2 separate regions of the Homo sapiens genome follow, and region 1 is linked to region 2. The links are chromatin loops, found by intact Hi-C in ENCODE. Cell type or tissue: OCI-LY7. All regions are shown on one strand. Each heading gives the region's core, and the rest is flanking DNA. Links, peaks and the distances in the headings are about the cores only. Region 1 has its middle 65 kb from the start of UBIAD1. Region 2 overlaps MASP2 (MBL associated serine protease 2).

Region 1 (16,696 bases), core at 4,562-12,561, 300 kb after region 2:
GGAATGAAAGGGTTTGTGGCTTTGGAATGGCTTTCAAGGGGCCCATGTGCCTCTCTCCTGGCCCAGGAGAAAGACGGGAGGGGCGCAGGGGAAATAATGGGAGAGGTGGAAGAGGGCACTGGGGCTGGGGACTGGGTGTCCCTGGGGTGTGGGACAGGACTTCTTTTTTTTTTTTTTTTTGAGAAGGAATCTCGCTCTGTTGCCCAGGCTGGAGTGCAGTGATGCCATCTCGGCTCACTGCAAACTCTGCCTCCTGGGTTCACACCATTCTCTTGCCTCAGCCTCCCCAGCAGCTGGGACTACAGGTGCCCGCCGCCATGCCAGGCTAATTTTTGTATTTTTAGTAGAGACGGGGTTTTACCGTGTTAGCCAGGATGGTCTTGATCTTCTGACATTGTGATCCACCCACCTCGGCCTCCCAAAGTGCTGGGATTACAGGCGTGAGCCACCATGCCCGGCTGGGATGGGACTTCTTAAGGGAGCATAAACCCATCTCTGCTGTCTGCTCCCTGGGCCATAGGCAGGGGCATTCCTCAGAGAAGGACCATGTCAGACTGACATTCAGCTGCCCCCTCTTACGCCAACTCTGAACTTCCCCGCAACCGCTAGCTCCTCCCTCTGGCCTAAGAGAAAGTCAGGACAGCCACCCGGCCCAGCTTCGGAGCTCCACTGAACTTCTCCCCACAGAGAGTGTTAGAAATCATCTCTGTGACTACAGCAGAAGGGAGGCTGGGGCAGGGGCGGCCAGGGGTGGGGCTGGATCCCAAACCTGGAGGGGCCAGTGTCTTCAGCCGTCCCCAGGAAGGGTCATAGAGGGGTTTCCAGCCCTGACTGACCACTGGCAGCAGAGGTTTTGCAAATTCTACCTGGAGCCTAGGAAGGTGGGTTGGCATGAGCAGCTCTGTGAGGATCCCCTGTCCCTGGTGTCACCATCTGGGCCAGCCAGTTCATTGGAGGAGGGTCTGGTGAGTCTCCTCTCCTCCCACTCCAGGAAGTAGAGTGAGCACCAGACCTGAAGTCAGGAATTGGGCTATTCCCACCTCTCACCAAGAGGCTGCAGTCCTGGCCAGGCACGGGGTAATCCCAGCACTTTGGGAGGCCGGGGCAGGCAGATCACTTGAGGTCAGGAGTTCGAGACCAGCCTGGCCAACATGATGAAACCCCGTCTCTAAAAAAATACAAAAAAGAAAAAAAAAATTAGCCAGGCGTGGTGGCGGGCACCTGTAATCCCAGCTCCTTGGGAGGCTGAGGCAGGAGAATCCCTTGAACCCGGGAGGCAGAGATTGTAGTGAGCCGGGGTCACGCCACTGCCCTCCAGCCTGGGTGACAGACTACATCTCAAATAAACTAAAAAAAAAAAAAGAGAGAGAGAGGTTGCAGTCCTGATTCTGACCTTTGGCAGGGGAAATAGCTGGCTCTGGCTGCCCCAGCCCCTCCTCCGTTCAGCTCCGGGCTTGGAGCTGGAAGCCAGTTGATGCCCTCCCCTCTCCCTGCTTCCCCGAGCCGCTGGCAGGCACTGGTACTTCCCCTGTGCCAGGCTCTGTGTCGAGGGCTTTACACGTATTATCTCATTTAATCCTCTCACCCACCCAGACTACATAGTCTCTCCTCAATGACTACCTTCCATTCATTCGCCCTGTTCTCCGCTTCCTAGCCCTGATGACAAATCATGATATGCTTTTGCTTGTTTACTTGTTGTCTGTCTTCCCACTTAGACTGTAAATTCCTTTTGTTCTCTGCAGCATCCCGAGCACTTGTAGAAGGCCTGGCTCACTACATTTTTTCTTTTTAAATAAATGAGGGACTTAATCAAGTGACTAGGCTCAGAGTCATTTTCTCAGGATCACCCAGCTTGTGTCTGTAGAGCTGGAATCCACACCCATGTTGCTGAGGGAACCTGCTCCCCTGTGATGACAGGAGCTGCTGGGAGGAGTTTGAGTTTCAGGCCCAGCACAGAAGCCAAGAATAACTGAAACCCCAGTGCCTTTACATTCACCTCTGCACAATGAATCGAGCTTCCCAGTGGTGCTGGGAGCAGAGCCGGATTCTCCCCTAAACTGGAGGCTGGCCATCGGACACCCTTCCTGGCCTGAACTCTCTTTCCTTCCCTGCAGGGAACCCCAGCCATGGCTGCATGCTCTGGCTGGGAGTAACAGTGAGCCTCAGGCTGGGGAGGCAGAGGGACAGCAGAGCACACACCCCTAGATGGATGTAGAGGATATGGGAATAAAGACCACATTCCTCACCCCTGTTTGGAAACGGGGAAGCGGGAGAGGCACAGCTCATCTGCCGGCACTGTCAGCTTGGCCTGCGGAATAGACCCTAAGTCCGATGACTTCATCCCCACCACTACCTACCGCTCCATTCCCCTCGCCTCACAGCTGCATGACCGAAGGATCCTCTCCCTCCCACTCAACTCCTACCATCTATTTTCCACCCAGCAGCCAGAGTGGTTTTTAAAAGAACAAACTAGGCTGGACGTGGTGGCTCACGCCTGTGATCCCAACACTTTAGGAGGCTGAGTCAGGAGGACTGCTTGAGGCCAGGAGTTTCAAGACAAGCCTGGGCAAAACAGCAAGACCCTGTTTCTAAAAAAAAAGAAAAAAAATTATCTGGGCTTGGTAGTGCACTTGTGTAGTCCCAGCTACTTGGTAGGCTGAGGTGGGAGGATGATTTGAGACGAAGAGGTGGAGGCTGCAGCGAGCTGTGATCACGCTACTGCACTCCAGCCTGGGCAATAGAGCGAGACCCTGTCTCAAAACAATAAAAATAAAAGAACAAACCAGATTATGTTGTTGCTGGCTTAAAACTTTGAATAGCTTCCTATTCTACTTACAAAATAATCCAGGCTGGGCACGGTGGCTCATGCCTGTAATCCCAGCACTTTGGGAGGCCAATGTGTGTGGATTGCTTAAGCCCAGGAGTTGAAGACCGGTCTGGGCAACATGGCGAAACCCTGTCTCTACAAAAAATACAAAGATTAGCTGAGCATGGTGGCACGTGCCTATAGTCCCAGCTAGTAGGGAGGTGGACATAAGAGGATCCCTTGAGCCCAGTAGGCCAAGGCTGCAGTGAGCCATGATCAGGCCATTGGACTCCAGCCTGGGTGACAGAGTGAGACCCTGCCTGTGTCAAAAAAAAAAAAAAAAAAAAAAAAAAAGCCTGGGCTCAGTGGCTCACACCTGTAATCCCAGCACTTTGGGAGGCCGAGGCGGGGGATCATTTGAGGTCAGGAGTTCGAGACCAGCCTGGCCAACATGGTGAAACCCCGTCTCTACTAAAAATACAAAGAATTAGCAGGGTGTGGTGGTGCGCGTCTGTAATCCCAGCTACACGGGAGGCTGAGGCAGGAGAATCACTTGAACCCAGGAGGTAGAGGTTGCAGTGAGCCGAGATTGTGCCACTGCACTCCAGCCTGGGTGACAGAGCGAGACTCCATCTTGGAAAAAAAAAGACAAAAAATCCAAGCTTCTCTTTGTGTCCCATGCCTGACCTAACCTTCTCTTCTTTTTCCAGCCTCTTCTCACCCCAAGATCTCCTCCACTGCCCTACCACACTGACCCTTTCTGCCCCTGTACCGCCAGAACTCGGTCTCTCTCCACACCTTTGCCCTTCCATTCTCTCTGCCTGGCATGCTCTCGTCTCAGATCTAAGGGCTGACTGCTTCTTATCATTCAGGTCTCAGCACAGATGTCACCTCTGTGCAGAGCCTTCTCCTGACCACCCCCGAACCCAGCACATCCTATCTCCTTTTCCTGTTTTATTGCTTCATTGCATTTGACATTGTGAGTCTAAAATCTAAGATTTTGTCATTTATTTATAGTTTATTCTTTTCATATCTGTCTCCCCCACTGGAATGTCAGTTAGCTCCATGAGGGCAGGGACTGTGTCTGGTCATTGCTCTGACTCTGGGGCCCTGAACAGTGTGCGCCTCATAATAGGTGTTCAATAAATGTTTGCTGAATGCATGAATGCATGAACATTTCATGTTGGAGGGAGGCTTGCTTGGGGCATCCCTGCTGGGCAGCTTAGCTCCTTCCTGCCCCAGGACCTTGCTATGCCAACACTAGAAGGTGAGGAGGGGGGCAGGGAGGGAAGTGGGGATGAGGTCAGAGCTCCCAGCCTGAGTGCCACTCCTCGGGTGCTGAGCCGTGGGGGGTGACGGCCGCTCTGAGGGAGATGGATGACCTGTACTGGGTGGCTGCCCCGGGAAGCTGCTTCCTATTAATAACAGCAGTAGCACTGCCAGGAGGGGAAGGGGAGGGAGGCAGAGGCAGCGGAGATGGGATAATGCCCCTCACCCCTCACCAAGCCAGGAAAATGGCATCGTATTTTCTAGAAGACAAGAATGCCACTTTTAAAGAAAATTAGGCCAGGCACGGTGGCTCACGCCTGTAATCCCAGCACTTTGGGAGGCCGAGGCGGGCGGATCACCAGGTCAGGAGATCGAGACCATCCTGGTGAACACGGTGAAACCCCGCCTCTACTAAAAAAAAAATACAAAAAATTAGCCGGGCATGGTGGCGGGCGTCTGTAGTCCCAGCTACTTGGGAGGCTGAGGCAGGAGAACGGTGTGAACCCTGGAGGCGGAGCTTGCAGTGAGCCGAGATCGCGCCACTGCATTCTAGCCTGGGCGACAGAGTGAAACTCTGTCTCAAAAAAAAAAAAAAAAAAAAAAATTTGGCCTGGTTTGTAAATGGGTCTCTGTCTGCTCTGCAGCCCTCCCTGTGGACAACTCCTCCGTGCGTGGAGGCTTCTTCCCCGGCTGGGTGGACCCTACAGGCAGCCAGAGGGATGTCCCCCTTACCCCTCCCCTTGTCTGGGCCAGCCCCAAACAGAGGCCGTGGCTGAGAGGGAAGTGTCTGCACCCTGGGGCTGGGGAGGATGAACTTTGTCCAAACTCCTCTGACTCCTTTCTCCGAGGGTGGTTATTGGGAAACAGGAGTGAAGGTGAGTATGGGAGGGAGGAGGAGGAGGAGAAGCAGAGAGAGAACAGAGATGGTGTAGGCTGCTTGGTGGCAGACCGGGGCGTGGGCAGGAAGGCCCAATCTGGTCCCACCAGATACCTGGCTTTGCCCTTGTCCTGGGGCAGGCAGGGGGCATTGAGGAGCTGGCAGAACTGTGGACAGAAGGAGAGCGGAGCCGCTTTCTCTCCCAGCGAGAAAAGAGCCCAGTCACTCTCATTTTCAGGGGAAGCAACATGCCACACCCCCCGAGACACCTCTGTCCCCAGCACAGTAGCTCCTGATGGCTGCCCGGTGAGGATGCTGCGGGCAGGTCCCACTGTCCCCCCAGGCTCTGGCGTGCTCCCCCCAACCAAGATGCCCCAGCAGGGCCCCTAGTGGCCCAGGTCTGTGGCCATCCTGGTTCCTGTCTCCACTGTCTATCTGGAGCCCCTCTCCAAGCCTCCATCCCCCACCAGCCCCCTCCCCGCCTCACCGGGCCACAGCCCCAGCTTGGTCTCTATCTTCTCACCCAGCCCTGCCTCTCACTAGGCCTCACTGCCGCCTAGCCCTATCCCTTCTTTGGGCCCTGATCCTCTGTCCTGAGTCCTCTGGCCCCGGACACGTTATACTTCCATGACCAAGGGTCTTTGTAAATTCTTCAGGCGCTCTCCAGAAGCCCCAGTCCCCTCATACTCACAGCTCTGAACACAGCCCGGCCCTGTCCCTAAAACCCAGACAGGACCCGCATGTGCCGTGACCTCCCACTCTCCAGTGTGGCCCCTAAGAACTCAGGGTCGGGCTTGGCATTAGCCTGGAGGCCTGGAGCCTGCTCATTCAGTCCTGAGCTGACAGAGAAGGTCATTAGCAAGTTCCTAACTGGGCCACACCTCCTGGGCTGTGAGGACGGCTTGTGCCAGAGAAACATCACACTCCGTGTATCTCACTTCTTGGGGTGGTGGCACTTGGTGGTGCCGGGGACTCCCACATGTACTTGTGAGAAGTCTCAGTTCCCCATCTCCTTCTAGCCACCTCTCTGTCACCTCCCTCTGCTGGGTTGTGGAGGGGTGGGGTATGTCTCGGGGTGTCCCTGTGTGGCCTCAGGCATCATTTGTAGCTCTCCTGTGGGTTGAGGTTTCTTCTCGGGGCTCATTCACCCCGGCTCCCATAACCCTACCCCACCATTTCCTAAGCAATAACCCCGTATCAAGCACTGGGCTAAGCAGGATCTTCATGGCCTCACAAGGTGGGACCTGTCACTATTTCTGTGCTCAGCAGAGGAAATGGAGGTTCAGAGTTGTCAAGCCACTTGCCTAAGGTCACAGAGCTAAACCCTGGTGGAGCTGTGATTAGGCTATAGGTCTGGGTGGCTCCTGCCTGAGTTCCTGGGGCTCAAGTTACCCCATATCAAACTGGGAGACCCTGTGTGGTCATTTCTTGGTGCCAGAGTCTGGTTGAGGGGCACAGGCAGGGAAGCTGGGTCTGGAACAGTCTGTCAGGTTGGACACTGTGATCACCTCCCATTGAAGCAGGAGGAGGTGCAGCCACAGGCCGTTAAGTGATTGTTTATTCAAAATGAAAGGAAATCTCCCGAACAAAGCAAGAAACTCAAAGATTGAAGCGCAGGGCCTGGGTGGGAAAGAAGAAATTATCCGGTTCCTGCCCTTCCCCAGCAAAGCAGGCATGGCTAGAGCTGTCCTAGCCAGCACCAGAGTGGGCCCCTGGCCAGGCGCAATGGCTCACGCCTGTAATCCTAGCGCTTCAGGAGGCCAAGGAGGATCACTTAAGGCCAGGAGTTTGAGACCAGCCTGGGAAACTTGGTGAAACACCCCGTTTCTACAAAAAGTAGCCAGGTGCCTATAGCCCCAGCTACTCGGGAGGCTGAGGTGGGAGGATCACTTGAGCCCAGGAGTTCAAGGCCATAGTGAGCTATGATCATGCCACTGTACTTCAGCCGAGGCAGCAGAGTGATACCATATCTCAAAACAAAACAAAACAAAGCAAAAACCCAACAACAAAACAGCAGGCCCCAAGGAAGCCTGTGGCAGGGGCCTGAGGGGTGGTGCAGGTAGGGTTGGTGGGGTTTTCCTGGGTCATGCCTCTAACTAGATAATAATGATGCCTGTCTCATTGCGGTGCGGTGGGAATACAATGTGCCTATAGTATATATGTAGCGCATACTGTATATGCAGTGTATACAGTGCACATATAGTGCATTTACAGTGGACATCTAGTGCATATATGGTGTATACGTAGCGTATATATAGTGCACGTGCTGTAGTGTATATATCGTGCATATGTAGTGTACGTGTAGTGAATATACAGCGCATATATAGTACATATGTGGTGCACATATAGTGTGCATATATGGTACATAGTGCACATAGTGTACATGAAACATATGTACACGAAACATATACACACGTGCACTACATTACACGTGTGAATTACATTACACATCTATCATATATGTGGTGTACATGTAGTGGACATATAGTGCCTATGTAGCATATGAATATGTAGTGAATATATAGTGCATATAGAGTATCTATGCAGTGCATATACATGCACTATATATAACTATACGTGCATTTACACATACACTATATGTGCACTATATATTCACTACATAGGCAATCTATATGCACTTTATATTCACATATATACACTATATGTGCATTACATGTACACTACATTACACTACGCCACATTACATTACACGTGCATTACATTACACATATATATGGTCTATGTGGTGTACATGTAGTGCACATATAGTGTATATATAGTGCATATGTATATATAGTATATATACTATATATACATAGTGCATATGTAGTTTACATGTAGTGAGTAAACTGCATATATAGTACATATGTAATGCATATATATAGTGCATGTATAGTACCTATATCGTACATGTGGTGGACATGTAGGGCACATATGGCATATATAGCGTGTATATATAGTGCACGTGTGGCGCATATGTGGTGCATACACTGCATATGTAGTATATATACATACAGTGCTCAGGGACGATGCGCCTCCTGCCTGGGTTCCAGGGGCAGGCACTCTCATCTCCTCTCAGGCCCCCAGGGGGCGCACCTCCCCCCGGCCGGACGTGTTCAGGCAGCGGCTTCCCTTCAGCCCCCATGCAAGCAGGTGCTTTTTATTTAGACTGATTTATTATTGGAACAACTTGAATCAGCTTCAAAGTAAGTTAAATGAGAAGAGATCTTCACCCCTAGTCTCATAAATCAAGGGGTATTCAAAGAAAAGGGAAAACAAATCACAGAAGCCTGGAAACAGATGGGCTTTCGTGGCCTTGTATTCCTGGCCTCTCTCCTAGGGCGCGCTGGGAACCAGTCTTTCTTTCCTTCCTTCACCTGAAGAGCCTGGGTCGAAAGCTGTGCTCCTTCCCCCCTCCTCCCCCTCTTTCACCTCCTCCTCCTCCTCCCTCTCCTCCCCCTCCTCCCTCTCCTCCCCCTCCTTCCCCTCCCCTCCTCCTCCCCTACCTCCTCCTCCTCCCCCACCTCCTCCTCCTCCCCCTTCTCCTCTTCTCCCCCCCCTTCTCCTCCTTCTCCCCTCCTCCTCCTCCCTCTCCCCCTCTTTCACCTCCCCCTTCTCCTCTTCCTCCTCCTCGTCCTCCCTTTCACGGTCGCCAGGGAGAGGCTGGTGTCCCCATAGCGAGGGCTGGATTTAAGTTGAGACAAATTATCCTTCTCCCTTACGCAGTGCACATGCCCAGAGCCCCTTTCTAGCCTCAGGGCTCCTGGTGCCCTGTGGGGCAGGGGAATGTCTCCGGGCAGTGTGGTTTGGGGTTGGGAGTTGGAAGGACTGTGGTTCCTGGATGACTGTGGAGAGATGTGAATTTGGGAGTCTGGTTGTGAGGCCATCTGAGGCTGCCCAGTGTGTGGCTGTTGTGCTTTGTGTCCCTGTGTGTATGTCCTTGTGTGTATGTGTGTCCCCTTGTGTGTCCCCGTGTATGTGTGTGTCCCTGTGTGTGTCCCCATATGTGTCTGTGTGTGTATGTGTGTGTGTCCCCGTGTGGGTATGCGTGCGTGTATGTGTGTGTCTCCGTGTGTGTGTGTATGCACACAAAAGCAGCTGAGCATTCCTCAGGCCTGGCCTGGAATTTCAGATCCACTCTGGATGAAAGTTGCTGCTGGCTGCCTCTTCTGTTCCCCTAACTATGGGCACTGCCTTTTCCTTATGCCAAGCTGCCCGCAGCTGAGAGCAATGCAGGGTCTCCCTCTCTGCACAGCAAATTCTGGCTGGGGACTCCACTCTCCTGCTCCACAGGCCACCTGGACGCACTGCCCAGGGCCACGGGAGGGACACCTGCAGCGGATGGACATCAAAAACTAAGGTCAATGGCCGGGTGCAGTGGCTCATGCCTGTAATCCCAGCACTTAGGGAGGCTGAGGCAGGAGGATCACCTGAGGTCAGGAGTTCAAGACCAGCCTGGCCAACACGGTGAAACCCGTCTCTACTAACAATGCAAAAATTAGCCAGGTGTGGTGGTGGACACCTGTAATCCCAGCTACTCAGGAGGCTGAGGCAGGAGAATCACTTGAACCTGAGAGGTGGAGGTTGCAGTGAGCCGAGACTGAGCCACTACACTCCAGCCTGGGTGAGAGGGAGAGACTGTCTCAAAAAAAAAAAAAAAAGAAACTAAGGTCAATCGCCAATGAACAATGAGACAGCGTGGGGGTGAGACGGGAGGACACACCGGGAGGGGCGCAAGAAATGCCAGAGGCAGGAGACAGATGGGTCCAAGGGCCAGAGAGCCTGCTCCAGTGGCTCCTCGGAGTGAGATGGGTCAGAGAGGGAGGCAGGAGACCAGAAAATACCAAGGAAGAAAAATCTAAGGTAAGGGAGACCAAGAAAGAAAGAAGAAGGAGTCAGACGTGCAGCTGCAGGGACAAAGACACATAAACCGGGGGTGAGAGAGACAGAGTGAGAGTTGCCTCCAGCTGGGGCTGGGTGGGGAACTTAGTTCCCACCAGGGTTGTGGACTTGGGAGCTTGCTTGCGGGGAGGAGGGCTAATTGGCGATTTCATCCAGGTCCTCCAGAACGTCTGCAGAAAAACAAACCCGCTAAACATCTCTCACCGTCTGTCATCTTCATTTTGCTTTTGTCTTCAGAATAAAGAGAATCTGAAACTCCCTAGGAGAAGCGGCTCCAGCGGCTCTCAGGCTGTCTCCCGTTCTGCTCCTTCTTCATGCTTTTCTGGTTGGAGTCTTTGTTCCGCAGCTTCTTGCCCTGGTTCAGGCTGGCGGCTGCTCTGACCCGGCGTGCTGGGGTCTCCATCCCCATCTCTGTCACACTGTGGTCTGGAGTGTCTGGGTCTCTTGCTCCCCTCCCCCTCCCCCCAGGCTCAGCCTGAGCCACCCCACCCCCCTTGGCCCGCGTGGCCGCTGCTGATCCTTGCTACTCCCAGCTGTCTCCGTGGCTCAGCCTGCAGATTGACAGGGCCCATAAATCACCGTGGCAAGGCAGGGCCCTGGGAAAGGAACACGGGGCCAGGTGCTGACAGGGCTGGCCTTGGGAGCTGGGGCTTTCGGCTTTCTGGTGAATCGCTGGGGCGTGGAGCCTGTGGCTTCTCTCCCAGCTAAATGGAGCATTTTGGTTGCAGTGCCTGTGTCTCCTGCCGATTTTCTCCAGCTCCCTGGAAGGTGGGACAAGAAGAAATAGGTTGAATGTGAAGCAAGTGGGATTCGGGTTAGACTGAAAAGAAGAATTTGCAGTGATGAGGCTTAACTTTGGAAAGAGGAAACACTGGGATGGGAAATGGTGAAACCCCTTGGCAAGGAGTTGGTAAAATCTGGATGGATTCTGTCTGATGATTTATAGTGCTGCCTGGAGACAGGGGAATGAAACATATGATCCACTCGACACAGAAGCCTTTGCTTTGTTTGAGGGGAGCCCGGGGGCCAGGAGAGCAAAGAAGTTACCAGTGGGGGCTTGGGGAACATGCAGCTCCCCTCCTGACCTGCTGTGTGATCCTGAGCAAGTGACTCAACCTGGCTGGTCTCTATCTGTAAAATGGGGATAGTCCCACTTCGTAGACTTACCATGAAGCTTAAAGGGCAGTGTATGCAAAGGGCTCTGCACAGTGCTTGGCACAGAGAACTTTTAATAAAGCACAGTTATAGGCCAGGCATGGTGGCTCATGCCTGTAATCCCAGCACTTTGGGAGGCCAAGTTGGGTGGATCATCTGAGGTCAGGAGTTCAAGACCAGCTTGGCCAACATGGAGAAACCCCGTCTACTAAAAATACATTAGCTGGGTATGTTGGCGCATGCCTGTAATCCCAGCTACTCGGGAGGCTGAGGCAGGAGAATCTCTTGAATCCGGGAGGTGGAGGTTGCAGTGAGCCATCATCACATCATTGCTCTCCAGCCTAGGTGACAGAGTAAGACTCTGTCTCAAAAAAAAAAAAAAAAAGCAGTTATTATTATCGGGCAAGATACTCAGCCTTTCTAAACCTCAGTATCTTAATTCATAAAATCCTAACCCTCACTTAATCATTCAACACACACCTGGAGAGCCCCAATCATGTGCCAGACCGCATCCCAGGCTCTGGGGATGTAGCAGTTCACATAGCAGACACAATTCCTATCCTTGCAGAACTAACATTCTAATTAGAGGGAAGGGAGAGAGGCAAACAAGAAACAAATAGATGTGCTATGAGAAAATAAAGCCGAATAAGGGGCATAAAGAGTGATGGCTGGTGCAGTGGCTCACGCCAGTGCTTTGGGAGTCCAAGGCAGGAGGATCGCTTGAGGCCATGAGTTTAAGACCAGCCTGGGTAACATAGTGAGATCCTGTCTCTACAAAAAATTAAAAACTTAGCTGGGCATGGTGGTGTGTGGCTGTAGTCCCAGCTACTTGGGAGGCTGAGACAGGGGGATTGCGTGAGTCCAGCAAGTCAAGGTTGCAGTGAGCCGTGATTGCACCATTGCACCCCAGCCTGGGCAACTTAGAGTGAGACTCCATCTCTTTTTAAAAAAAAGTGAGAGATAGAAGAGGCTATTTTATATAAGGTGTCCAGACAGGCTGCTCTGATAATATTTCAGCAGAAACTTTCATGAAGTGAAGGAGTGAGCTGATAGGGGATATAAGGGTGGAGCATGCAGGCAGTGGGAACAGTGATTGCAAAGGCCCTGAGGCAGGTGAGTGTGGTTGGATTGGAGCCCAGGTGGGGAGAGTGGGCGGAGAAGCCATTGAAGAGGAAACACATAGTTCATTGTAAAGGCTTATCTATTGGCCCACGCGGCGCTCTTGCAGAATTTTGCTAGTGGAGTTCACCTGCCCTGGGAGGCCCTTTGGTTCCAGCATCCTGGGTGAACTGGATCTCCTGCCACTCCTACCTGTTCAGGACCTAGAGAACAGCAAGCCCGAGGCTCCATCTCCTGTTTACCGCTGGCTGTTCTGCTCTGTTTCTGATCCATGGCATGCAGCCATGACTTTATAACTTACAAAATCCTTTATTGCCATAAGTGGAGAGGAGTTTCATGCATGCAAACTTGTCCCAACCTGGCAGCTTCATCTTCATTTTGTAAATGTTGCAATGAAACTCCAGGAGGTTCTGTGCTTGCTGGAGGCGTATGGGCCATATGGTGTGGAGGAAGGGCTGTAGTTGACCACTGCTTTATAAGCAGCTTTGTAAACGTATATATTTCAAGATGACACACACATACACACACACACCCCAGTCCCAGAGTGACACAATCATAGGGCCATTGCCAGAGCAATCATGAGTACTGAAAAAGTGAACACATGGCCTCTGCACACCAGGTCCCAGGCCGCAGCTGTGGCAGACATCCCTAATCAATCACAGGACTCCTTCGTGCTGAGCCCAGATGCAACCTCAGAATCCTGGAAAGCCCATATGGGGTTGATTTATAAAAGGAAGCATTGGCCATTTTTGCTGCAGGGGCAAGCTGTCCTGGGGGGCCTTTCCTGGGGGATAGGGAACAGCATTGGCCTAATCTCGGGTCTTGGAACCCTGTTCTTGAACCCTTGGCAGCATTCTCTGCCGGATTTATAAAGTGACTGCAGCTCTGGAACATGAGACAAAATTAGTGCAGCCTCAGAGAGCGCTGTCTCGAAATTGGCTTTCCAGCGAGCGGCTGGGTCTCCTACTCTCCCCACAGGTGGGGCTGTTTGAGTCCCTGGTAGGATTTGTTCCAGCTGCCAGACATGGATTAGGCTTTTGACTGTTGAACCCAGACAAGGGGACCAGCTGTTTAATGAGCTGGAGGAGGAAGTGGCTCCTGAAAGCAAGTCCTTTTCTTGGCTCAGGCATGCAGATCAGACATGGAACCAGGAAAGCTGCCTCGCCAAGCTTGGTAACCAGAGGGAAATGAATGATAGTGATCTGACAGGGAAGGATAAGGACAGGGGAGAAGAGGGGAGGTGGGGAGAGGAGCAGGAGGGGAGGAGCCAGGAGGGAAATCATGGACCAGCCTTTGCCTAGACCCCAGGGCTCTGCTGCAGGCTCCACTCCTCTTGGCTTCTTTTGCTATCAGAATCATTGTGCCTTGGATCCTGGAGATCCCGAGGCATGTAGATGATCTAGGGGTAGGCTAGATACAGATTTACATTGATACCTGGAGACAGGATAACCTGGGTTCAAATTCCTGTTCCTCATTGACTTGCCTCCGTTTCCTCATCTACAAAATGGGCTTCGTGTTTCCATGAGCAGGGGCGTAATGCTCTCAGACTTCCCCACCCTGTCACATTCTGCCATTCAGCTTTTGGTAGATGTTCAAACTGCCATTTGGACCTTTATCCATGGGATTTCAGTGTCTCTCTCTTGATTGGATCTGAACTTGGTGGAGGAGGTGGTGGGTTTATTCATTAGAACCCACTGAACATTAATGGCACCCACCCACGTGTTTGATGTGACGATTAAGCAGGTGAAGGTGTTTGTAGCTGCTTGTATCCTCCATGTCTAGATATATAGCTAATCCATACCTGTGCATATCTATACCTATCAATACACACTGGGGCCCAGCACAGATCGGTGCTTAGTTTGTTTGCTTTTTGAGACAGTGTCTTGCTCTGTTGCCCAGGCTGGAGTGCAGCGGCATGATCTTGGCTCACTGCAACCTCCACCTCCCAGGTTCAAGCAATTCTCATGCCTCAGCTTCCTGAGTAGCTGGGATTGCAGGTGCCTGACACCAGGCCTGGCTTGTTTTTTTTTTTTTTTTTTTTAGTAGAGACAGGGCTTCACCATGTTGCCAGGTTGGTCTCGAACTCCTGGCCTCAAGCAATCCGCCCGCCTCAGCCTCCCAAAGTGCTGGGATTACAGGTGTAAGCCACTGCACCTGGCCAGATTGGTGCTTAGTTTAATTTCAGCTGGCGAGTCCTTCCCGTCCAGCCTCCTCCTAATGTGCCATTGTGGGGAGAGGGCAGGGAAGGTCTGAGAGCAGCCTCATGCCTTCCTGGAAGAGTGGGCCTGTCCTGGGGCCTGGAAAGCAGGGATGTGGTGGCAGCTCCCCAGGCAGCTTCCTGCTCCTCAGCTGAGATTTGGAATGAGTGATCCCCTCCCTGCGCAAACCCAGGTAGTCCTCAGGGAGGCAGGTGAGGGGAAGGTTTCAACCCCGCTTCTGCCACCAACAGCAAGGGGTGACCTGGGGGAAGTGAGTAGGTTGGGCCTGGGCTTGGGGCTCCGAGGAGATGGGTGGCAGGGCACAGCCTCCTAGAAAGTCAGGGAAGCAGGGCTAGCTCCAGTCACTGTCCCAACTGTCACCCAGTTTATGGAGAACTGCTCTGTGCCAGGCCCAGTGCTGAATAAGACACGCACGGTCCTGGCTCTCAGGCAGTTGATATTAACATGCTATCCTTCATGAAAATCATGAGAGTGCTGTCGGCCACAGTTCCGCAAAGAAGCTGTTGGGGCCACGTGCATTTCAGATTTCAAAATTGTTTTCAGATTTTATTAATGTAATGTTCCCTATATTACAGACGACTCCAACATATTCATATTTCTGTAGCGAAATACATGTGAATAGTGGGATACAGACTGTTAAGTATCTCTAAGGTCAGTTCAGTTTAGGTTTTGCTGCCAAATGAGTTTTGAAAAGCTTTTTGGTCTCAGAGCTTTGGGGATGTTGGAATGGCAGAGGAGGGATGAGGGACTGACCACTTCCCGAGCTCTGAGAAGCACTGGGCCGAGCACTTTCACTGGCTGAATACATTAAACGCTCACAACAGCCCTATGAGGTCCGTTCTATTTTTGTCATTCTGACTGTACAGAAGAGGAGATCCAGGCACAGAGAGGTTAAGTAATTCACCGAAGTTCACACAGCTAGTAAGAGGCAGAGCTTGGATTCAAACCCCTCGGGGGCCAAAGCCTGCCAAGGTCACATAGTTTACAATCCAATGTGTGGTGGGCAGGTTGGGGAGGTGGAGGGAGCACTAGCACAAAGATGGTTACAGTGCAGTGGAAGAAGTGCCAGAACTGGGGGGTCCAGGTCCCTGAAGCCCAGAGGCAGGGGCCCAACTCAGCTTAACGGTTGGGGAAGATGCCCTAGGGGAGCTGGCAGCTTCCCCAACCCCGAGGGCACCAGCCAGGTAACAGCGGGGAAGGGAAAAGTGTTTCAAGTGAAGGAAATAGCATAAACAGCAAGAACAAAGGCCTAGAGGAGAGAGAGAGCAAAATGGGGGTGCAGCCTGGAATGGGAGGCCACGGGGAAGGAGGTGGGGGCTTGGAGGGTAAGCTGGGACCAGCCTCACAGGACCTGCGGGGCCACACTGTGTCCTCCTGACTCATCTACTCCCTGACCCCTCACACCACCCCGGGGAATCCCATGATGGGAAGAGGTCAGATCTTCCTGCCTTCTGTCCAGGAAGAGGGACTGAGGAACAGGACTGTTTCCCATGCATGAGATCCTGAGTCCACAACCCCAGCCGAGCTCCCCTTCAAAGGTGGTGGGCAGGGGAGCAGGGGACTCGGAGACACACAGGGAGGGAAGGAGTATTTTTTTTTCTTTCTTTTTGAGACAGAGTCTCACTCTGTCACCCAGGCTGGAGCACAGGGGCACGATCTTGCAACCTCTGCCTCCCGGGTTCAAGCGATTCTCATGCCTCATCCTCCCAAGTAGCTGGGATTACAGCATGCACCCCCACAACTGGCTCATTTTTGTACTATTAGTGGAGACAAGCTTTCGCCATGTTGGTCAGTCTGGTCTCGAACTCCTGACCTCAAGTGATCCACCCACCTTGGGCTCCCAAAATGTTAGGATGACAGGCGTGAGCCACTGCGCTTGGCCGGGAAGGATTCTTTATCTTTGACTAGGAGTGCTTGATGAAACACCGGGGCTGGGGAAGGGGTGGGAGGATGAGAAGTGGACCAGTCCTTGCAGTGTCAGGACTCCCTCCCTGGGGGGCCATCTCCTCCCTCCCTAACAGGCTGGGTGCTTGGCTCCAGCCACTGCCAGGCGAGCAAACCCTCTGAGTGCCGAGGATGCACAAGCTGCCTCTCTCCTGGAGACGAGCCCCTGCCTGACAGATGAAATCTTTATTATGGTGATTTTTATTTGGGGGCGTGTGAGTGTGTGCACATCTGGGGCCCAGGCGGCAGCCGAAATTCCCACAAACGTGGCTCATGAATATTCCACAGTGTTGCCTACCGCACTTTGCAGCCATCGATTATTTATATGTGAAATAACGAAAGCTTCATAAATAATGGAACTGCCTGTGTCCCAGCTGCATCTCCCGCGTCCCTCTGCCTGGCCCA
Region 2 (8,000 bases), core at 1-8,000:
AAAAAAAAAAAAAAAAAACCTTGTCAAAGAACATATTTTTCTAAAGCACATACCTTCCCTAGTAGGTTGGTTCTGTTTTAACCTCTAAGAATGCACTGAGAGATGAGTAAAAAGAAGCAAATTTGAAATTCAAGGGCTGATAAATGGATCATTAAAAAAAAAAAACCAAGGATCCGGGCACAGTGGCTCACGCCTGTAATCTTAGCACTTTGGGAGGCTGAGACCGGTGGATCACTTGAGGTCAGGAGTTCGAGACCAGCCTGGGCAACATGGCAAAACTCTGTCTCTACAAATAATACAAAAATTAGCCAGGCGTGGTGTCAGGTGCCTGTGGTCCCAGCTACTCAGGAGGCTGAGGCAGGAGGATTGCTTAAGCCTGGAAAGATAGAAATTGCAGTGAGCCGAGATCACACCGCTGCACTCCAGTCTGGGCAACAGAGCAAGACCCTGTCTCAGAAAAAAAAAAAAAAGGGAAAGAAAAAAGAAAGTAAACAGAAAACCAGAGAAGCAATAGAAGCAGCAACAGTAGCAGCAGAGGGAGTTCCGGGCGGTTATGGGGCCTGTAGTCACCACACGACCGTACTGCTGCACGCGGGCATTGGCCGGTCCCAAGATCCATCTTTCTGACAAACTGCAGTAAAGGATTTCAGGGGCAAGTGACCCTAAAGAAGAATTCAGAATATATTAATTTCCTTGTTTATATCATAAAATCACTCCCCAAAGCTGTGCTCTCACAGCAGTTCCTATTCTAGTGTTTTACGAGGTGCTCCTGAAGGGGGTGGCAGCACACATGACTAGTATCTGCGTGTGCTGGGGTTGGGGGGATGCCTGGCACATGGACGCACTGCCCCACCGCCTCGGTGCACGTCTATGCCACCTAGGTTACGTATTTCATCACTCAACAGGTATTGGCATTTTATGAATCAGATGGAACCTTTGCAGCAATTTATAATTTTTTTTTTGCTTTTCACCCTAATACAAAAACATATCAGATCTCAGCCAGGTGCGGTGGCTCATGCCTGTAATCCCGACACTCCTGGAGACCAAGGCGGGTGGATCACTTGAGGTGAGGAGTTCAAGACCAGCCTGGCCAGCATGGTGAAACCCTGTCTCTACTAAAAAAATACAAAAAATTAGCCTGGCATGGTGGCGTGCACCTGTAATCCCAGCTCCTCAGGAGGTTGAGGCAGGAGAATTGCTTGAACCTGTGAGGCGGGGGTTGCAGTGAGCCGATATTGCAACACTGCACTCCAGCCTAGGTGATAGAGTGAGACCCTGTCTCAAATCATCATCATCATCATCATCATCATCATATCTCAACATTTCTGCATCTGATGTTCCACCATTTCTTTATATAAAGTGACAGAGGACCAGGCGCAGTGGTTCACACCTGTAATCCCAGCACATTGGGAGGCCGAGGTGGGAGGATTGCTTGAGCTCAGAAGTTCAAGACCAGCCTGGGCAACATAGTGAGACCCCCACCTCTACAAAAAAGACAAAAGTTAGCCGGGCGTGTTGGCGCTTGCCTGTAGTCCCAGCTACTTGGGAGGCTGGGGTGAGAGGATTGCTTGAGCCTGAGAGGTCAAGGCTGTGGTGAGCTGTGATCGTGCCACTGCACTCCAGCCTGGGTGACAAAGTGAGACCCTGTCCAAAAAAAAAAAAAAAAAAAAAAGCCAGAGGACTGTGGTGACAAGTTTGAGAAAGCAGGTGTGATCAGACTTGCAAGTGTGTCTGTGTATCTGTCTAGCTGGTGGCCATTAGCTGGAGGAGGGCTACTAAGAGTTCTTTTGTGAGCTTCGTCTGTGTGCTGTCCATCAGCTTTCACCGCCAGCGTCATTCACAGGGAAACATTTTTCGACTTGCTAAGATAATGTTTTTCTAAAATCAAACATTAAAATAAAAGAAGATGGCTTTGGCAGAAACCCTGTGCCGCAAAGGATTTCAGGTCTTCTTGTGTTAAGTCAGAAACTAAAGAAGTCGCCGGGCGCGGTGGCTCACGCCTGTAATCCCAGCACTTTGGGAGGCCGAGGCGGGTGGATCATGAGGTCAGGAGATCGAGACCATCCTGGCTAACAAGGTGAAACCCCGTCTCTACTAAAAATACAAAAAATTAGCCGGGCGCGGTGGCGGGCGCCTGTAGTCCCAGCTACTCGGGAGGCTGAGGCAGGAGAATGGCGTGAACCCGGGAAGCGGAGCTTGCAGTGAGCCGAGATTGCGCCACTGCAGTCCGCAGTCCGGCCTGGGCGACAGAGCGAGACTCCGTCTCAAAAAAAAAAAAAAAAAAAAAAAAAAACAAAAAAAAAAGAAACTAAAGAAGTCTGTGGTCCGAGGAGCTGTGGAAAAGAGCCTGCACAAGAAGTTTGCAAGGTGGGAAAAGTGTCTCTCTTTTTTTTTTTTTTTTTTTGACCCGCCACAGGACTGTGGATTGCATACCTAGCTATCGTTCCAATGTTATTACTTTTTACCACTGGGATTCCATGACAATTTTGAAGAACATAAAGAGGACGTGTTAATTTCTTACCTGTGCCCCTAAAGCAACACGCTAAGCATTTTTTAAAATTATACTCCTCCCTTAACAGTGACCACTATTTATAACTTTGCAGAATATACTCTTTCCCGGGGCTGTCTACTTTTTTGTGGGCCCAGGAGTTGTTTCATGGAAAGGTCATTTGACCAGGGGGAGAACTTTAATTTGATGCAAGACTGGGCACATGGAACAGGATAGCAAACTCATCTTTCTGTCATTCCAGCCACTTCACAAAGAGCTGCTGTCGTGTGTGACCAACAGAAAAGTTGCCCGTTTTATTTTATTTTATATATTTTTTTGAGACAGAGTCTTGCTCTGTCACCCAGGCTGGAGTGCAGTGGTGTGATTTCGGCTCACCGCAACCTGCGCCTCCCAGGCTCAAGTGATTCTCCTGCCTCAGCCACCCGAGTAGCTGGGATTACAGGCGCCCGCCACCTAATAATTTTTGTATTTTTAGTGGAGACGGGGCTACTACCTCATCTAATTTTTGTATTTTTAGTGGAGACGGGGTTTCACCACGTTGGCCAGGCTGGTCTTGAACTCCTGGCCTCAAGTGATCTGCCTGCCTCTGCCTCCCAAAGTGCTGGGAATACAGGTGTGAGCCACCGCGCCTGGCCAAGTTGCCCATTTTAATCACCAGCTTTCCAAACTAGCTTTAAAACAAAGGGCTCGCTTATGTAAATTTAAAGTTAAGTATAAAGAAAGAAAGAAAAAAGGGCGGGATTCAGAATCACATTTTCCATAGCCATCCTTTTTGTCCTCTGAAAACTTATTTCTTGGCTTTTTATCATTTAAAGATAGACAAAAGAAATCATGCTGACACACGATTTTCTCACTTTCCTTTCACATATCTGCAGATAGAAATATGTTTACATTTCAAAGCAATCGTCATTGATCGTGGTGTACTTTGTTTTAACTCACTTGCAGAAGCTCATAGCCAGTCTCGCAAAAGATGGAGAAGCTGTCTTTCAGGATGTATTTGGCTTGCACAGGTGAAACGTGGCCATTAGGTGGCGCCATCGGATAAGGGCAAGGCTGCGCTGCGCAGAGGAAACCAGGCTTGTTGGTTTTCATGTGGTCTACAGCAGCCAAGACTGAATCGAGCCATCTGAAGTTCTTAGTTTATAAAGAATACTTAACATGTAAAGAGAGCTCACCATACGTGGGGTAGGGTTCTTTAAAACCAAAGGCAAGATTAAACTCTCAGGTGCTTTTGCAAATTAAGGTTTCTTGTTTTCCCTGGGACTGAGCAAAAGGTATGTGAGAAAGCTGGGTTATGTGGGAAGATGGTGCAGTCCCCACAAATAGAACATCTGCTCCATGCCAGGAACTTCAGAGCCATGGCTCAAAACCAAGAGAGAGTGTAACTCCGAGGAAAAGAGCTCAGGGGAGGCTTTGGGACTTGCATGGGACTGGAGCTGTGTTTAAATCCTAGCTCTCCATTTCCCCATGGTTATGTGTAACCTCTCTGAGTCTCAGTTTCTTCATCTGCAAGATGGGGGGCGGTTGACGATAATAGTTGCCCCAGGGCTGTTGTGAAGATCAAATACAAAGCACCTAGGCTAGTTCTTGGCGGAGCTGTAATCAACCCTCACAGCAGCCCCATAGGACAGCTGTTATGGCATGGGGAGAAAAACCGGCTGACAGACTTGAAACTAAAGATCCAGGCTGATTTGGGGAGCCTCAGGCTTCCCCTCATGAGCTGCATTCCACTCTGGCCCCCAAACCCTGGCCTCCACTCACCCCAAGGCTTCAGTGCTCCCCAGCTGCCCCTAAAAACCCACTGGTCAGTTTCGGAGTCCTCTCCTCCCTCCAGCACCTGCTAGCATCCAGTGATCCCTGCCAAGCTGCTGGGGCAGCTGGGTGCACCTGGGTGCCCCTGACCCAGCCTGTGGCCTGGGGAAGCTCTCAGTCCCATGCAGGTCCCAAAGTCTCCCCTTGAGGAATCAATCTCCAGGGACAGCCTTGGTGGACCTGTGGAGGCCCAGGGCTTCTAGCACTTGAGTGTCTGTCACGACGAAGAGGTGGTGGAAGTTCTGGCAGGGCCTCAGAGGGCAGAGCCAGGGCCAGTGGGGGTGGTCCTGAGAGGCAGAGTGTGTAGATCCTGGCTGCAAACTGCTGAAGCTGTGGCTCTGGTGCAACACTCCATGGTCAGAACTCCTTTTTCCCCTGCCCCAACTCATACCCACACTTCAACTTCCACAGCTCCACACCCTGAAGAGTGAAGCCTCTGGGCTTTTGCACATACTCTTCTGCCACCTAGAACTCTTCTGCCACCTAGAACTCTGTCCAACACCCACTTATCCTTTAAATTCAATCTCAGCATTTCCTATTCAAGGATAGCTTCCTAGCTCCTAGCCCCTGTCTGGTGAGGTCCTCCTTTGGACTCTCACATTGCCCAGTGCTTGGCTCTAGGCTGTGCTTGCCACAGGGCTCTGGTTATGTTTCTGTGACTGTTCCCTTACTGGACTGAGCAGAGGCTGTGAGAACTGTGGCTTCCACGTTACATATCCCTAGTAGACATCCATAGGATGGAATGATGGGTGGATGGAAGGATGGTGGATGGATGGATGGATGGATGGATGGATGGATGGATGGATGGATGGATAGATTGGTGGATAGAAGGACTGGTAGGCAGAAGGATGGGTGTATGGATAGATGGCTGGCTGGATAGAAAGATAAGTAAGGTAGAAGAATGGGTGGATGGACAGATGAATGGCTGGAAGGATGGATGAAAGAATGAATGGATGAATGGATGGATGGGTGGGATCTGTAGGTAGAAGGATGGGTGGATGGATAGATGGATGGCTGGAAGGATGGATGGATGATGGATGGATGGATGGATGGATATATGGGTGGATATATAGGTGGATGGGTGGATGGATGAATGGATGCATGGATGGATGGAAGAATAGGATTGGTAGGTAGAAGGATGGGTGGGTGGATAGATGGATAGCTGGAAGGATGGATGGATGGATAGATAGAAGGATGTGTGGGTAGAAGGTCGGGTGGATGGTTGGATGAATAGAAGAATGGATAGATAGAAGGATGGGTGGATGCAAGGATGGGTGGGTGGGTAGGTAGGTGGATAGAAGGATGGATGGATGGATGGATGGATGGATGGATGGATAGATGGATGGATAGATGGATAGGATGGGTGGGTGGGTGAATGGCTGTAAGAATGGGCGGATGGGTAAATGGATGGGTGGGTGGATGAATGAGGGATAGGATTGGTAGGCAGAAGAATGGGTGGGTGGGTAGATGGACAGTTGGAAGGATGGATGGATACATAGAAGGATGTGTAGGTAGAAGGATGGGTGGATGGTTGGATGAATAGAGGAATGGATGGCTAGAAGGATGGGTGGATGGAAGGATGGGTAGGTGGGTGGGTAGATGTACAGAAGGATGGATGGATGGGGCTGGGCGCGGTGGCTCACGCCTGTAATCCCAGCACTTCGGGAGGCCAAGGCGGATGGATCACGAGGTCAAGAGATCAAGACCATTCTGTCCAACATGGTGAAACTCTGCCTCTACTAAAAATATAAAAATTAGCTGGGCATGGTGGCGCATGCCTGTAATCTCAGCTATTCTAGAGGCTGAGGCAGGAGACTTGCTTGTTCCAGGAGGCAGAGGTTGCAGTGAGCTGAGATTGTGCCACTGCACTCCAGCCTGGCAACAGAGCAAGTCTTTGTCTAAAAAAAAAAAAAAAAAAACGGATGGATGGATAGGGTGGGTGGGTGAATGGCTGAAAGAATGGGTAGATGGATGAATGGATGGGTGGGTGGATGGATGGATAGGATTGGTAGGTAGAATAATGGGTGAATGGAAAGAGGGATGGCTGAAAGGATGGATGGATGGGTATATGGATGGATGGATAGGATTGGTAGGTAAAATAATGGGTGGGTGGATAGATGGACAGCTGGAAAGATGGATGGATGGATGGATGGATGTGTAGGTAGAAGACTGGGTGGATGGGTAGATTAATAGAAGAATGGGTGGGTGGGTGGATAAAGGATGGATGGATGGATAGAAAGATGGGTAGGTAGAAGAATGAGTGGACAGATGGATGACTGGGAGAATGGGTGGGTGGATGGATGGATGGATGGATGGGTAGGTAGGTAGAAGAATGGGTGCATGGATAGGATTGGTAAGTAGAAGGATGGGTGGGTAGATAGATAGCTGGAAAGATGGATGGATGGATGGATGGATAGATAGAAGAATGTGTAGGCAGAAGGATGGGTGGATGGGTAGATGAATATGTGGATGGGTAGATGAATATAAGGATGGGTGGGTGGAAGGATGGGTGGGTAGGTGGATGGATAGAAGGATGGATAGATGGATGGATGGATGGATGGATGGATGGAAGGATGTGTTGGTAGAAGGAAGGGTAGATGGGTAGATGAATTGGATGGATGGATGGAAGGATGTGTTGGTAGAAGGAAGGGTAGATGGGTAGATGAATAGGATGGGTGGATAGAAGGATGAGTGGATGGAAGGATGGATGGGTGAGTAGATGGATAGAAGGATGGATGGATGGATAAATGGAAGGATGGGTAGGTAGAAGGATGATGGATGGATAGATAGGTGTCTGGAAGAATTGGCAGATGGATGGATGGATGGATGGATGGATGAGTGGATGGATGGATGGATGGATGGATGGATGGATTGGTAGGTAGAAGGATGGGTGGGTGCATAGATGGACAGCTGGAAGGATGGGTGGATGGGTGGATAGATAGAAGGATGTGTAGATAGACAAATGGGTGGATGGACAGATGAATAGAAGGATGAGTAGACAGAAGAATAAGTGGGTGGGTGGGTGGATGGATGGTGGATGGATGGATGGATGGATGGATGGATGGATGGATGGAATGATGGGTAGGTAGAAGGATGAGTGAATGGATAGATGGATGGCTGGAAGTATGGGTGAGTGGATGGATGGGTGAATGGATGGATGGATGGATGGGTGAAGAATGGGTGGGTGGGTGGATGGATGGAAGAATGGGTGGATGGATGGATGGATGGATAGAAGTATGTGTAGGTAGAAGGATGGGTGGATGGGTAGATGAGTAGAAGGATGGGTTGATAGAAGGATGGGTGGGTGGAAGGATGGGTGGATGGGTGGTTGGATAGAAGGATGGATGGATGGATGGAAGGATGGGTAGGTAGAAGTATAAGTGGATGGATAGGTGGAAGAATGGGTGGATGGATGAATGGATGGATGGGTGCATGGATGGATAAGTAGGTAGAACAATGGGTGGTTGGATAGATGGATGGCTGGCAGGATGAGTGGATGGGTGGATGGATAAGATTGGTAGGTAGAAGGATGGGTGGGTGGCTATATGGATAGCTGGAAGGAATGGATGGATGCATGGATACATGGATGGAAGGATGGATGGATGGATGGACAGACAGGACGATGGGTGTATGGATGGATGGATAGAAGGATATGTAGAAGGATGGGTGGATAGAAGGA

Evidence for each region. Hi-C counts contacts between places; a loop is a spot of excess contacts. Peaks named below come from ENCODE experiments on the same cell type or tissue, not always from the same donor. Only the 100,000 strongest peaks of a DNase experiment are listed, where the experiment ranks them.
Region 1: it touches region 2 in a loop (9-fold over the local background); 5 of 110 quality-filtered maps call a loop at or near these places.

The regions. Positions count from the first base shown.
Region 1 is chr1:11,329,660-11,346,355 of GRCh38, forward strand. No RefSeq gene overlaps it. Among named protein-coding and RNA genes, the nearest start is that of UBIAD1, 65 kb to the left of the region's middle. RefSeq lists enhancers at 733-1,710, 1,711-2,688, 4,181-4,683, 13,946-14,446. In OCI-LY7, for the core only: CTCF peaks have their summits at 8,035 (motif pointing right) and 8,234; a DNase peak (open chromatin) is centred at 8,042.
Region 2 is chr1:11,034,245-11,042,244 of GRCh38, forward strand. It overlaps MASP2 (MBL associated serine protease 2), which reads right to left. Exons shown (of 11, transcript NM_006610.4): 7 at 3,449-3,567; 8 at 584-662. Among named protein-coding and RNA genes, the nearest start is that of MASP2, 9.0 kb to the right of the region's middle. In OCI-LY7, for the core only: a CTCF peak has its summit at 3,537 (motif pointing right); a DNase peak (open chromatin) is centred at 3,557.